2 separate regions of the Homo sapiens genome follow, and region 2 is linked to region 1. A link is an interaction called in ENCODE POLR2A ChIA-PET data of the cell type or tissue named here. Cell type or tissue: PC-9. All regions are shown on one strand. Links, peaks and the distances in the headings refer to the core of each region. The heading gives the core; the rest is flanking DNA.

Region 1 (6,720 bases), core at 726-5,725:
GGTGTCTGGCTAAAAGGAAGAGCACAAAGATGTATGGCTGAAGGTCTGTGTTCTCATCCCATCTCTGCTATCAAGCTACTATGTGCAAACACTCAACCTCTCTGAACCTCAGTTTCCTCATCTGTAAATTGATGAGAATATTGCCACCCTCCCTGGGCTTATGGGAGGTTCAAATCAAGTTCAGCTCTACATAGATATTTGACACTGATTTGCAGTCTTCCTCAGCTGCCCCCTGCAAGCTCTCAGTTCCTTATCTGCTGGGGCTGGAGGTAAAAGGACCAATCAGGAGGCAGCTGAGGCTTTCCACAGAAGTGCCCCTGGGTAGCAGAATCAGAGTATAACCAAAAAAGGACCCTCAGTGATAAAGGAGAATGACAGAAAGGAGGGGAGACAAAGGAAGGGAGGTGGGCTTGAGGGTGGGGTGCAAAAGCTGTTCATTCATCTCTCATTTATTTGAACCTATCATGTGCCAAGCACCATGCTGGGCCTTGGGAACTCAGATGAACAAGACTCTCATTCATTCATTCATTCATTCATTCATTCATTCATTCATTGAACATATAGTTATTAAGGGACTTGTATGAAGCTGCCAGGTTCTGGCATAGAGAGGGGGGGTCAGGTAAGCAAATGAGCAATTGCAATCCAGGCTGGTGAGTAGACTAGGAGAGGATGTAGAGAGGGGGGCAAAGGGCACTGCAGATGGAGGAGGCCTCCTATTCTGAGGCTGCAAGGAATTCCCCAAGGCTGGAAGGGACAGTATGTGTTGTGGTTAGAGGGGAGGCTGAAAAGGCCAAGAAAGACCCTGAATGCCACCAAGAGTTTGGAACACATGTACGTAGCTACTGAGCACCTTCCCAAAGGGAAACGCCAGACTCAGATTTTAATTTGGCTACAGTGTGGCGAGTGGAATGAAACTGGGGGATGAAGCAAAGAGGAGGGTAAGAAGGAAGAGATGAGACTGTGGAGATGGTTGAGAGGACTGGGTGACTGGCCTTTAGAGGGTAGGGAGAGGGGACAGGCAGCCATGCAGCCTGTATTCACTGAATGGGAGCAGAGCAGAGTGTTGGGGAACTTACTAACCAGGCAGGCTGCTAAGCCCACCCCAGGTGCACTGAATCAGAATCTCTGGAGTGGGGCTCAGCAATGTGTATACTGCAGCTCAGTGTTCCTGGTCTTGGTGGTCGTGTAGAGGATCCCTAAGACCAGCCATGGGCTCAATGATTTGTTATAAGGATGCAAAGGACTTAGAAAAGCCATTATACCCTTGGTCATGGTTCATTACAGGGAAAAGATACAGATTAGAATCCGCAAAGGGAAAAGGGACAAAGTCTAGGAGAAACCAGGCACCAGCTTCCAGTTATGCTTTCCCAGTGGAGTTGCACAGACAGTGGTTAATTCTCCCAGCAATGATGTGTGACAGCACATGCTAAGTGTTGTCTACCTGGGAAGCCCACCCAGGCAAGCCTTAGTGTTCAAGGTTTTTCTTGGGGGGTCAGTCATGCAGGCATGCAGCTCCTGGGTGACTGACCCCAGCTACTCAGGCTTCAGTCCTTAAAGAAGTCGTATTGATACACCAAGGCCCAAAGTCTCAGGCATACAAAAACATTCTTACAAGGCAGAATATTCAGCCAGGTGTGGGCATGGTGGCTCACGCCTGTAATCCCAACACTTTGGGAGGCCGAGGCAGGTGGATCAACTGAGGTCAGGAGTTCGAGACTAGCCTGGCCAACATGGCGAAACCCCGTCTCTACTAAAAATAGAAAAAAATTAGCCAGGCCTGGTGGTGGGTGCCTGCAATCCCAGCTACTCGGGAACCTGAGACAGGAGAATCGCTTGAACCCAGGAGGCAGAGTTTGCAGTGAGCCCAGATCGTGCCGCTGCACTCCAGCCTGGGCAATGGAGTGAGAATCCACCTCAAAAAAAAAAATAAATAAATAAATAAAAGGCAGAATATTCTAAAGTTATCTCCCCAGATGTGGTCAAGGGCCAATCCTCTTTTTGGAATGTGCAGGGTTGGAGTGACCCAAGGCTGCTGAGCAAACTAACCCTTTACTGTCCAGTGGTCTATATTAGAATGGCCTGGGGAGCTTTCAGAATGCCCTATGGCCAGGCTGCACCCAGACCAATCACTCAGAGTCCCTGGAGAGTCTATCCAAGGTCAAGACCCACAGCCATAGATAGTAATTGGTACCAAAGGGGAGTGAGCTCATCCCAGAGGGAATGAGGAGAGAGTGGTCACAGGTGGAAGAGATGCCCAAGAGCAGTGGACTAAGGATCAGCAGAGGCTGCAGACTGCGAGAAGGATGGCACACAGAGAAGGAGAGCTAGAGAAAGGGCAGAGAACCAGGGTCCCCAGAGTCTGGACAGCAAAGAGAGAGAGTAGGCAGCCAAGTCACATAGTGATCTGGTGCCTTAGTCAGCTCAGGCTGCTATAACAAATTACTAGGTGGCTTAGACAGTCATTTATTTTTCATAGTTCTAGAGGCTGGGAAGTTGGAGATCAGGCTGCCAGCATGGTTTGGGTTGGGTGAGGACTCTTTTCTTGGTTTCTCCTATGGAACCTCCTTGCTATATCCTCACACGGCAAAGAGAGAGAGAGAAGGCCTACTTGCTCGTGTTTCTTCCTATAAGGGCATTAATTTCATCATGCAGGATACAAACATTCAGTGCATAGCACCTGGGAAGGCTCAGTTAGGCCCAGGGTGGGAACAGGATGCCAGGAGGTGCAAAAATTTCTGTCAGTCTGGCACTCTGTTCCCCCTCCCCCTCCCCTTCCTCCTCTTGCTCCTCCTCCTCCTTCTGATCCCCTCCCTCTTTCTTCTCTGCAGCTCTCCACTCCCTTCCTAGACTTTCTTCATAGAGCCAGAAGAGGGTACCTGAATTGGCCTGGACTGCTCAGCCTGTACGGTTCTGGGAGTGGGGTGGGGTGGATGGAGTGAACTCAGCAGGCACCCCCAGCTCTGCTCTCCTGTGGTGTGACTGGATCTCCAGGAGGGACTTCGACTTTTCCAGGTCTTAGCACTGAAGATGCTTTGGTGCTTCTGCACAGGGGAGAAAATTCAAAATAAAAACAAAACCATAAACCATGCAATACAACTTTTATATGGATGCTAAAAATAAAATGTTGTTTTGTTTTCTTAAAGTTTCCAATGGCAAAAGTCTGAATATTTGGAAGCTGAACCTCCTTTGCCCTCTTTTGGAGGATGTACTGGTTTTGTAGTCATCCGAAACCCGCCTTGGTTTACCTATGTACTGGGTCACCCAGTCCTGTGGACCTTTGAGTCTCAAGCCCATGCACACCAGGGCAAAGGCCTTTGGAACCCTAGTATTCTTCCTGGGGTGGGAAACACACTGACTCCTCTGCATTATCCCCCTCACCCCCACCCTAATGGCTCTGCAGGGGAGAAGGGCTTTGATGCATTATTCAGGGATCTTCAGGGCCAGCTCTCAGCTGATTCCCAACATGTGATTCACTATGAGCTGGAGCTCAGCTGAGCTCGGGGAAGACCCAGGTAAATAGAAGCCATCCCTGGCCTGGACTGGGAGCAGGGGGATGGGGCAGGACTCTGATCAGCATCAGTCTTGCCAGGCAGGGGCCCAGAAGCTTGGGGGGATTCTGGGGATGCCTTGGCCTGAGGCTGTAGGATCGTCCAAGATGGGTGTCCAGGAAGAGGGGAACATGAGCCACTGAAGCCATAGCCGAGACCCAGGCCATGGCACATGATAATATGTGGGATTCCTGGGGCAGGGCCTGTGTCTGGCATGTGGCAAGAGCTCAAAAACTAATGGTGGGATCAAATCCCCATGAGCAGAGCCCATCCAGGGTCACCAAAGAGCCTCCTGTCACCCTGGCCTGTCTCACTGGGGTTCTGCCTTGTTGATGCCGAAAATCTGAAGCTGATTACAGTAAGCAGTCAGTAGCCCTCTCCCAGCCTGGTCTTTCCTGGCCTCAGGCCACATACCACTTCCAGGAAGCCCTTGTTTTCCGCTGCAATGTGGCTTCCTCTGCTCCGAGTGTGGATCTGGTGTGAGCTTGGCATTGGAAGTCGCTTGGCTGGATTCAGACTCTAGGTCCCCAGTACAGCAAAGCCACTCATTAACCATGTGGTCTCAGGCAAGTGACTTAACCCCTCTGAGCCTTGATTTCCTCATCCATAAATGAAAACTAATACTAGTCCCTATTATCAGAGCTCACAGAGTGAAGTGCAGAGCACAGTGCTTGGCATATGAGAAGCACTAAGCATGTGTTAACTGGATGAACGAATGAGGAAATGAAGGAAGTGGGGCCTGCCCAGGGATTGACCTAGGGAAGCATCTCCTGGCTTCCTCCCGCTAAGGCTCTAGCCAAACCCTCCCCATCACTGAGAAGGCCTCGGGGCCAGCAGGTGATGTGAGGAGGAGAGAGTGACAGTGAGGAACACCTCCAGACCTGGGAGGGTCCTGTGGGGGCCCTTCCTGGCACCAGGAGATGAGGGAGAAAAGGATTAAAGGCAGGAGCTTTCCCAGGACGAATCAAGTCATTATAGGGTTGGATTGCAGGCGCTCAGTTTACATGATAAAGTTCCTTTTGGAAGGGGTGGAAATACTGGTTTTAAGAAACGATTTAGCTTGCATGACATGACTGCAAAGGGCAGAAATAAATATGAATGCCTAATCCAAATTCAGTCCTCTCCAAAAAGCATCCAACTCTCTGAAAGTTGGTTTTGAAGGAAGCTTTTCCCCCACTCCCATCCAGACCCTGCTCCTAAAAGGCAAGGTGTCCAATCATCTGGCAGGGGAAACAGCTTCAATTCTGCCCAGCCCTAGTTGTTCTTAATTAAAGAACAATCTGTTTTTTTTTTTTAACTCTTTGTTCTGTGATCTTTTTTACCCCATCTCTTTTCAAAGGTGTTTTCTTTTGTTTTGTTGAGACAGGGTCTCACTTTGTCTCCCAGGCTGGAGTGCAGTGGTGTGATCTCAGCTCACCGCAACTTCTGCCTCCCAGGATCAAGCAATCCTCCCACCTCACCCTCCCGAGTAGCTGGGACTATAGGTGCACGCCATCATGCCTGGCTAATTTTTGTATTTTTTTACTGTAGAGATGGGGTCTAGCCATGTTGCCCAGGTTGGTCCAAAACTCCTGGGCTCAAGCAATCCTCCTGCCCCAGCCTCCCAAAGTACTGGGATTACAGGCATGAGCCACCTTGGCTGGCAAAAGCTGTGATCTTTATGCATCAGAGAGGAACATCAAGAAAGCAGAAACTTGCTTGGCTTGCCAGATCTTGGGAGGTTTTGTTCCCATGCTAGGTCTTGGGCCTCTCTCACCTGGAGCTACAGCAGACATTTCAGCCATATCTCACAATACTGATTTCAGCTCTCCTCTCTCCCACTACATGACAACCAGAAGCTTTATTAGAAAGCCTTAGCCTGACATTGTGACCTCTACATTGAGGTAAAGAACTAGATAGAAAAAAGGTCTATCTAGTCCAAAATGTCAGAGAGGCCAGGTGCGGTGGCTCATGCCTGTAATCCCAGCACTTTGGGAGGCTGAGGCAGGCAAATCACCTGAGGTCAAGAGTTTGAGACCAGCCTGGCCAACATGGTAAAACCCCATCTCTACCAAAAATACAAAAATTAGCCAAGTGTGGTGGCAGGTGCCCATAGTCCCAGCTACCTAGGAGGCTGAGGTACAAGAATCACTTGAACCCGAGAGCCGGAGATTGCAGTGAGCTGAGATTGCACCCTTGCACTCCAGCCTGGGTGACAAAGCAAGACTTAAGTCTCAAAAAAAAAAAAAGAAAAGAAAAAAGTCAAAGAGAAACTCTGGGTTAGAGGAAGGGTTGTCCTCCAATGAGCATGGCCTTAGGCTTTCAGCCCCTCTAAGAATGAGTTGTTCCTTGCTTTTTGTCCTCCAATGACCACATCCTTAGGCTTTCAGCCCAAGAATGAGTTGTTCCTTGCTTTTTTTCCTCCATCTCTCATTGGCCCAGATGTGGGGAAGGGAGGAGTTAGACCAGGGTAGGATCCAAGCACTCCTGATCCTCTGAGCCAAATATGGTTCTCCAGATAGCACAATTTCCCTGAAAAATGCAGTCCAACATGGAGAGGGTGAGAAACATGCTTCATCTTCTACTACACTGGCTTTAAGAACTAATCTTAAAAACATGACAAGAGGCCAGGCGCAGTGGCTCACACCTGTAATCCCAGCACTTTGGGAGGCTAAGGTGGGCAGATGACCTGAGGTCAGGAGTTCGAGACCAGCCTGGCCAACATGGTGAAACCCCGTCTCTACTAAAAATAAAAAATTAGCTGGGAGTGGTGGCACGCACCTGTAGTCCCAGCAACTCAGGAGGCTGAGGCAGGAGAATCGCTTGAACCCAGGAGGCAAAAGTTGCAGCAAGCTGAGATCATGCCACTGCACCCCAGCCTGGGCGACAGAGTGAAACTCCATCTCAAAAACAACAAAAAATGAAAAGAACATTCACTATAGAGCTGTTCATAACTGAAAAAGATTAAAAACAACCTAAATGTCTACTTATAATGACCAGATAAATAAATCATGATACATTCATGCAGTGGGATTATATGCAGTTGTTGAGTGAGATAGCTCTAGATATAATGATACAAAACAATCTGCAAGACATATTATTAAGAATACTTAATGTGTGAGCCACCAGGCACAGTGGCTCACACCTGCAATCCCAGCACTTTGGGAAGCTCAGGCAGAAGGATGGCTTGAGC
Region 2 (6,720 bases), core at 557-5,556, 680 kb after region 1:
GAAATGAGAGTACTGCAGGAAGAAAGGATTTTAAGCTGGAATGTTATTTGGTTAAGACCTGAAACCAAATGGTTTTCAGTAAGTCATTGTCTCTGTGGTGGTGAGGATAGGGCAGCCTCTCTATGTGCCCTCAGAAGGTGAAAGGGACTATAGCTACTCCTAGACAGTCTCCACTTTTAAAAAGCCTGTAAGTAGGATCCTGCCTAATAAAGCAGTTTTGTTTTGCTTAAAGCCACCATTCACATTGCATACTCAATCTAAAAATTCCTGGAAGCTGGAAACCCGTGAAACTCAGGGTCCTGGTGAGGACTTGAGTATGCCTGTTTGGGGTACAGTAATGCTCCATTTATCTGGCATTGTCATGGAATCAGTTTTTTCCTACATAAATGACACTTCCAGATAATTGAAGCTTTCTGTCTACACTTCCGCCCTCACCACCGTTAAAACCTCTGAATTGTAATTCTTTGGGATTTTTTTCTTCACAGTATTTGGTACATGTTCATGGCTTCTGAGCACCCAGAACTTTAGAAGGACAACTGTAGCCTTGTCTAGATGATGGTGATTCAGACCTGTCATCTGGAATATTGGTGAATTTAAGTGATGTCCTCAAAGGCTCTGTCGCTTTCAGACTCTCTACCCCTTCTCCTGGCGCCATCGAGTCCTGTCTCTCAATTTGGTGTCTCTGCTTGCGTGTCTTGTTTTTCTCTCCTCTGTCTCTGCCAGTGGTCACCATTCTCCTTTCCATCCCATCCCTGCATACTTGAGACATCCCCTTCCTGGACTTTTTTTCCATTTAATTTGAGATGAGTTCATTATAGTTTTATCTAAGAAAAATATTCTGAGAAATGGCTTCAGGGATTTTCCCATGAGTGTTGCTTATAAGCTTCGTGTGATGGGCAGAAGTTTTGGATTTCAGCTGAGTAGAGGGAGGCCTTTCTCTCACCTCTTCCTTTCCATCCTGCTGCTCCAGATTCCCGCTTGGAGCCATACCAGGGCTATTGATTAGTGACAGCATGTAAATAGCTGACCCCAGTTTCCGTTATGAACAACAAAGCAAGTGAGACACATGGTCCTCTTCCCCTGCTGTGCATGCAGTGGGCACAGCGCTGTTAGCTCCTTTGGGGTGCCCTCATCTGCAGCCCATTTTATTCCTTCAGCCTGGAAGCAGGATGGTGTTGGGAAAGCTGTTTTAAACCATTCTGTATTCTTTGTTACTTACATTCACATCTGGAATTTTTGTGCATAAAAGGGTTATTTGGAACTTCTTGATGAACTCAAAGAATCAGCTGCATTTGCAAAAATCTTTTTTTTTTTTTTTTTTTGAGACGGAGTCTGGCTCTCTCGCCCAGGCCGGAGTGCAGTGGAGCTATCTCGGCTCACTGCAAGCTCTGCCTCCCGGGTTCACGCCATTCTCCTGCCTCAGCCTCCCAGGTAGCTTGGACTACAGGCGCCCGCCACCGCGCCTGGCTAATTTTTTTGTATCTTTAGTAGAGACAGGGTTTCACCGTGTCAGCCAGGATGGTCTCAATCTCCTGACCTCGTGATCTGCCCGCCTCGGCCTCCCAAAGTGCTGGGATTACAGGCGTGAGCCATTGCGCCCAGCCGCAAAAATCTTATAATGAAAACTTTTTTTTAATGAGGCTGGCTGATCATTGGGAAACAATTTCATCTTTGAACAAAAACCAAATGAAAGTGGGGAAAAGTAGCTTTGCTTCTCAAATTTTAGGAAATGCACCCCCTCCTTTTTTTTTTTTAATGAGACAAGGTCTTGTTCTGTTGCACAGGCTGGAGTGCAGTAGTGCGATTATCATTCACTGTAGCCTCCACCTCCTGGGCTCAAGTGATCCTCCTGCCTCAGCCTACTGGGTAGCTAGGACTACAGGTGTGCGTCGCTACTCCTGGCTGATTTTTGGTTTTTTGTTTTTTTAGAGATGGAGTCTTGCTATGTTGCCCAGGCTGGTCTTAAACTCCTAGCCTCAAGTGATCTTCCTGTCTTGGCCTCCCAGAGTGCTAGTATAATAGGCGTGAGCCATTAAGCCAGGTCCTTATTATTCTTTATTGGAGAACTAGAAATAATTTTGGCCATGAGAGAAAAAGTGGCTTAAAGCAGATGGTCTCTGTGGAGACTGTAGTAGCAGCTGTCTGTGCCTGGGCTCTCATCTTGTCCTCCCTTTGCTTGTAGGTTGGTGGCAGTGGCCCTCCTGTACCTGGAACAAGAAGATGCTTTCTGGTGTCTCGTTACCATAGTGGAAGTTTTCATGCCTCGAGACTATTATACAAAGACTCTTTTAGGATCCCAGGTAGTTCTGAAAATTCTGTGTTTTAGTCACCACTTTTAGAATTGCAGCTGAAATGTGACCTGAATTAAACCTGCGGTCAGGGTGAGGGGTTGCTTTGTGTATGTGACTTCAGAGACTGATTCCTGAAGACAGCAGGCCACATCTCAGAGGCTGTCCCCAGTCATGGCCTGCTGTTTGTGACTGAGGCCGAGTTGGGCTCATTCAGCCCCCTGCGAACCAGCAGAGACAGACCCGTCCTGCAGGCCTAACATTGTGTTCACTGCTCTGCACTGTCTTCCCCGGACACAGGCCTACCAGTGGGCTGAGTCATAATCCAGGTGTGCTTGGGTGACTGGTGTGTTAGCTCAGGCTCTCAAGAAGCAATGTCAGGCTGGAATGAGACAAACCAGAGACTTCGGCGGGGGGAAGCCCCTGTGGAGGACAAGGGACAGAGAAGTTCCAGCCCCAGGAAGGGAGGAGGATGGGGAGGAGAGTCCCAGACCCTGTGCAGTGACCACCATGCAGTCCTGAGGAAGTCTGGGCAGGGCCAGTGGGGAGCCCTCAAGCCAAGGGCAGTGACCAAGGCACCTGCCTCCACAGATGGGCTGCATTCCTGCCGCTGCCGCACCCATGCCCTGCTGCTGGGAATGAACGTGGTGATGCACCAGAGGGGCAGCAGTGGGGCCTGCAGTCACCTCCTGCAGTGGGAGTCTGAGTGGCGCATTTCATGCCATCCACACCTGGAGTCTGACGCCAGGGGCCAGGGCAGAGTGATAAGGGCTGGGAGAGCCCAGTGTTTCTGCCTTTGCTTGGGACAGTCCTGGCCCTGGACCAGATCCTTGGCCCTTGAATCATCCCTAGGCTGGGCTGGGGCTGCTGCCAGCACTGGCTTCCCCGTAAGCCGGCCCTTCGCATGTGGCCCAGACTCAGGCAGCTTCTCTCTTAGCCACAGCTGTCCCCGTGTGTGCCTGCCCTGTCTCGTGTCTCTTCTCCAGGTCTGTGCCCCCGCCTGGCCTGCCTGCTCACAGCCTCTCCTTGCCCTTCTCCTGCACCACTTGGTGTTGCAAGGCCTGGCCCTGCAGGCCAGCGGGAGGTGCTGGCAGGAGACTGAAGGGTGACAGGAGGGACTGAAGGGGTTTTCCCTCTCCCCATCTCGGGCACTGCCTCTGAAGGTGGCTTTGTCTCCTCTGTGCCCAGCTCCTGTCCGGTGGGTCCTCTGTGCCAACAGCTGACCCCACCGGCTCCCTTCATTGCTCCCCTGCAGGGTGGCTTTCTGCCCTTGCTATAACTCTGGGCTGCCTCACTGTCAGCTGTTTGGCTTCTCAGCTTTTCTCTCACCAGTGTGGCCAGCCCCTGGATGACATTCACTCTGTGACACATATTTAGAGGGATTTCTGTTTTCCTGGCTGGACCCTGAGCAAGTGTTCTTTGCATTCGCATTTCTGCCTTTGGAGGGAGGGTCCTCATTATTGCCTCCTGTTCCCGCCTGTGCTCCTCACATCTCTAGCTCCCCAGGCTGGAAACTCAAGCCATCCTGGACTCCTGCCTCCTTCCCCTGTATCCCTGTCGTCACCATTTCTAGTGCTGCCGCCTGCCTGGAAGCTTACATCTGTGTCCCCTTTTTGTCCCTTTCACCACAGTGGGGCCACCGGCCTGTCTCCATCACTGCAGTTGCCTCTCTCCTTTCTTCCTGCTGCCACTCACCCACAGCTCCAGTTTAACCTCTGTCTCACTCAGGTATTCAGTCTCATCCCTCTGCTGCTGTTGTCTGGGGCTCCTCAGGGTAAAGATGCCTTCGAACGCTGCCAGGGCCCTCCTTCCTGCCCGCTGATGGGGCGTGTGTTCTCTGGGCATGCCCATCCTCTGGGTACTCTCCTACATAATCCCTCTACTGGAACAACATCCCATCGCTCATCTCCCTGGGAAGCTCCTGTGCAGCCTTAGCACACAGGCCATCTCCTTTGTGAGTGGTCCTTCCCGCCCCAAGGCAGGCACGGGCCCCTGCTGCTGTTCCCGCTGCTCGGGTGCAGGCCTCCAGGACAGTGGCCACCTGATTGGATCATCCTTGTGTGCCTGCTTGTCCTCCAGCTAGTCAGTGGTACCTGAGGGCCACGGCCCTGTCTTTCCTTTTTCTTTCTTTTTCCTTTTCCTGTATGCCTGGCACCCCACACAGTAAATGTTTGAACTTACATGAGCTACTCTTTGACCAGGGAAAGAGAGTTGGCATTTACTGAGCCCTGGCCCCGTGCCAGCAGCTGTACAACTGCACAGAGCCTGCACGCTTGAGCCATCAGTATCCCTATTTGACTTGGGAGAAAACTGGGAGCCGAAGACACTAATAAGCAATTTGCCTGAGGTGCCACCGATGAGGGGCTGAGCTGGGGTTTGAACTCAGGCCTCTGCAACTCTGGGCCTAAACTTGCCTGTCTGTGCCCACGGCCTCCTAGAACATCACAGGAGGATGGCAAGAGAGCTGGAGCTCTCACCTTCCCAGAGGGTGGGCTTTCGCCACAGCTGCCCCCTTCAGGTCCCTGTCCCAGTTTCTCAGATGTCAGTGGATCCCAGGAGAAGCTCATCTGGTCTCCCTGTGATTGCTTCACTTGCTAATTACCCAAGAAATGTATTGTTCTGTTGCGTTGGTGTGTAGGAAATGAACAGCAACAGGAAGAGGCAGCAGTCAGTCGGGTGGGATTAGAGGGTCAGTAAAGAAAGTTTTGTGTGTTCATGGGCACCTGAAAGCTAATAGCTTTCAAAGACTCAAATTTAAAATATCAAATGACTCAATGTTTCAGAATAAGAAAAATGAAGCATTGATCTTTCTTAATTCCATTGAGGTGTGGTCAAGCACATTGGTTAGGAACTTGGGGGGAGGGTCACATGTAGTAGATCACAACCCAGGCCCTACCTCCTGTGAGCTGTGGAGCTTGGACACATCATTTAACATCTCTGTGCCTCAGTTTCCCCATATGTAAGATGAGAGTAATACCCCCCTCACATAGACTTTTGAGGTTGAATTGAGATGATGCATTAAAAAAAGTTGAATGTAATGCTTAGAACATTGTAAAAACTCAATAAAAGTTGGTAGTATTGTTATAGGGGAAGACCTATTTTAAATGTCTGGATTTAAGATAAAATTTGCATCACATTGTCACATAAACATAAATGTAAAATCTAAGGAGACTTTTTCCCCCCTGACTATACAAGTAATAGATGATCACTAAACAGAAGTCAGGCAGTATAGAAAGATGTTAAGAAGAAAATGAAAATTGCCTGTTATTCTACCAACTGGAGAACCGTGGTTAGCATTTTGATGTATTTCCTTTTGCTTTTCTCCCCCTAGTTCACATAGGTATCCAAATTGAGAGCACAGTGTATCCTGGCTTGTTCACATTATAGCATGAGCATTTTCCCATGTCATTTTATACTGTGTACCCATCCTATTTGGTGGCCTAATATTCCATCAGGTGGGTGCTAGAATGTGTTTAATTATCCTCCCACTTATCGATGGCCATTGCGTAAGGTGGCTCTTAAAATGCGGATAGCTTTGAGTGTGCTGTCAACCCTGAGCACTGGGCTTTGCCAATCACTGTCAAACTGCCTCCTGCCAGAACCAAGTGCCCGAGCCCCGTGCCCACTGCTACTGCAGTCCACATGCTTGTCAGCTTTTCCATTCATTCCATGCTTTGAGTGCATGTTCTGTGCCAGGACCTTGCTAGGTGCTGAGGACACAGAGATGAATGACACAGTCATTCCATGTCCTCCAGAGCTCAGTGGAGGAGGGAGCTTGAACAGAGGCCAGAGCAAGCGTTTCCTGGCAGCCTGCTCCACACCAGCCCTCCGCCAAGCACCCGAGCAGCCTTAAGAGTGAGGCACAGTCTGCCTCCTAGTTGGGAGAAGAGATGTGTACAAGGATCTTCTCCCATGTCAGGGCCAGCTGATATGCCCCTCCCTCTTGGACGTCTGCAGCTGGATACTCCAGGCTGAATGAATTACATCATCATTAGCTGGTCTTACAGTGAGCCGTCCATCTCCCTTGCCACTTTACAGCTCCTGAAAGGCAGCTCCTGGCTGGGCATGAAGTATAGGAAAATATGTACAGTTAACCCTTGAACAACGTGGGTTTGAACTGCATGGGTCCACTTACATGTGGATTTTTTCAACTACACACAGATTGAAAATACAGTATTCACAGGATGTGAAACCCTCTTATACGGAGGGCCAGCTTTTTGTGTATACACCAAGGGATGACTATAGTTGTTTTTTACACTATGGATAGAGAAATTGGTTTAGTAGGTTGGTACTAGGTTTTTATTTTTATTTTTTTCCCATAAAATCCAATTGTCCAATTGATTAGAATTAAAAGCATCAAAGTGTAGTCCACTGTGTGAGATTAAGTATTGTTTTGTGAAACATTTGTTTCTGTTTTGTACACGTGCATACC

The links. Peaks named below come from ENCODE experiments on the same cell type or tissue, not always from the same donor. Only the 100,000 strongest peaks of a DNase experiment are listed, where the experiment ranks them.
Region 2: POLR2A ChIA-PET joins it to region 1 with 5 read pairs; 2 of 35 experiments call an interaction of 5 or more read pairs at or near these places.

What each region holds. Positions count from the first base shown.
Region 1 is chr15:78,689,003-78,695,722 of GRCh38, reverse strand. It overlaps LOC105370913 (a long non-coding RNA gene), which reads left to right. Exons shown (of 3, transcript XR_932509.2): 3 at 2,829-3,147. Among named protein-coding and RNA genes, the nearest start is that of CHRNB4, 51 kb to the right of the region's middle. In PC-9, for the core only: no CTCF peak of the experiment used is centred there; no DNase peak of the experiment used is centred there.
Region 2 is chr15:78,004,577-78,011,296 of GRCh38, reverse strand. It overlaps TBC1D2B (TBC1 domain family member 2B), which reads left to right. Exons shown (of 13, transcript NM_144572.2): 10 at 2,183-2,300. Among named protein-coding and RNA genes, the nearest start is that of TBC1D2B, 70 kb to the left of the region's middle. In PC-9, for the core only: no CTCF peak of the experiment used is centred there; DNase peaks (open chromatin) are centred at 2,616 and 2,916; H3K27ac peaks cover 1,712 bases.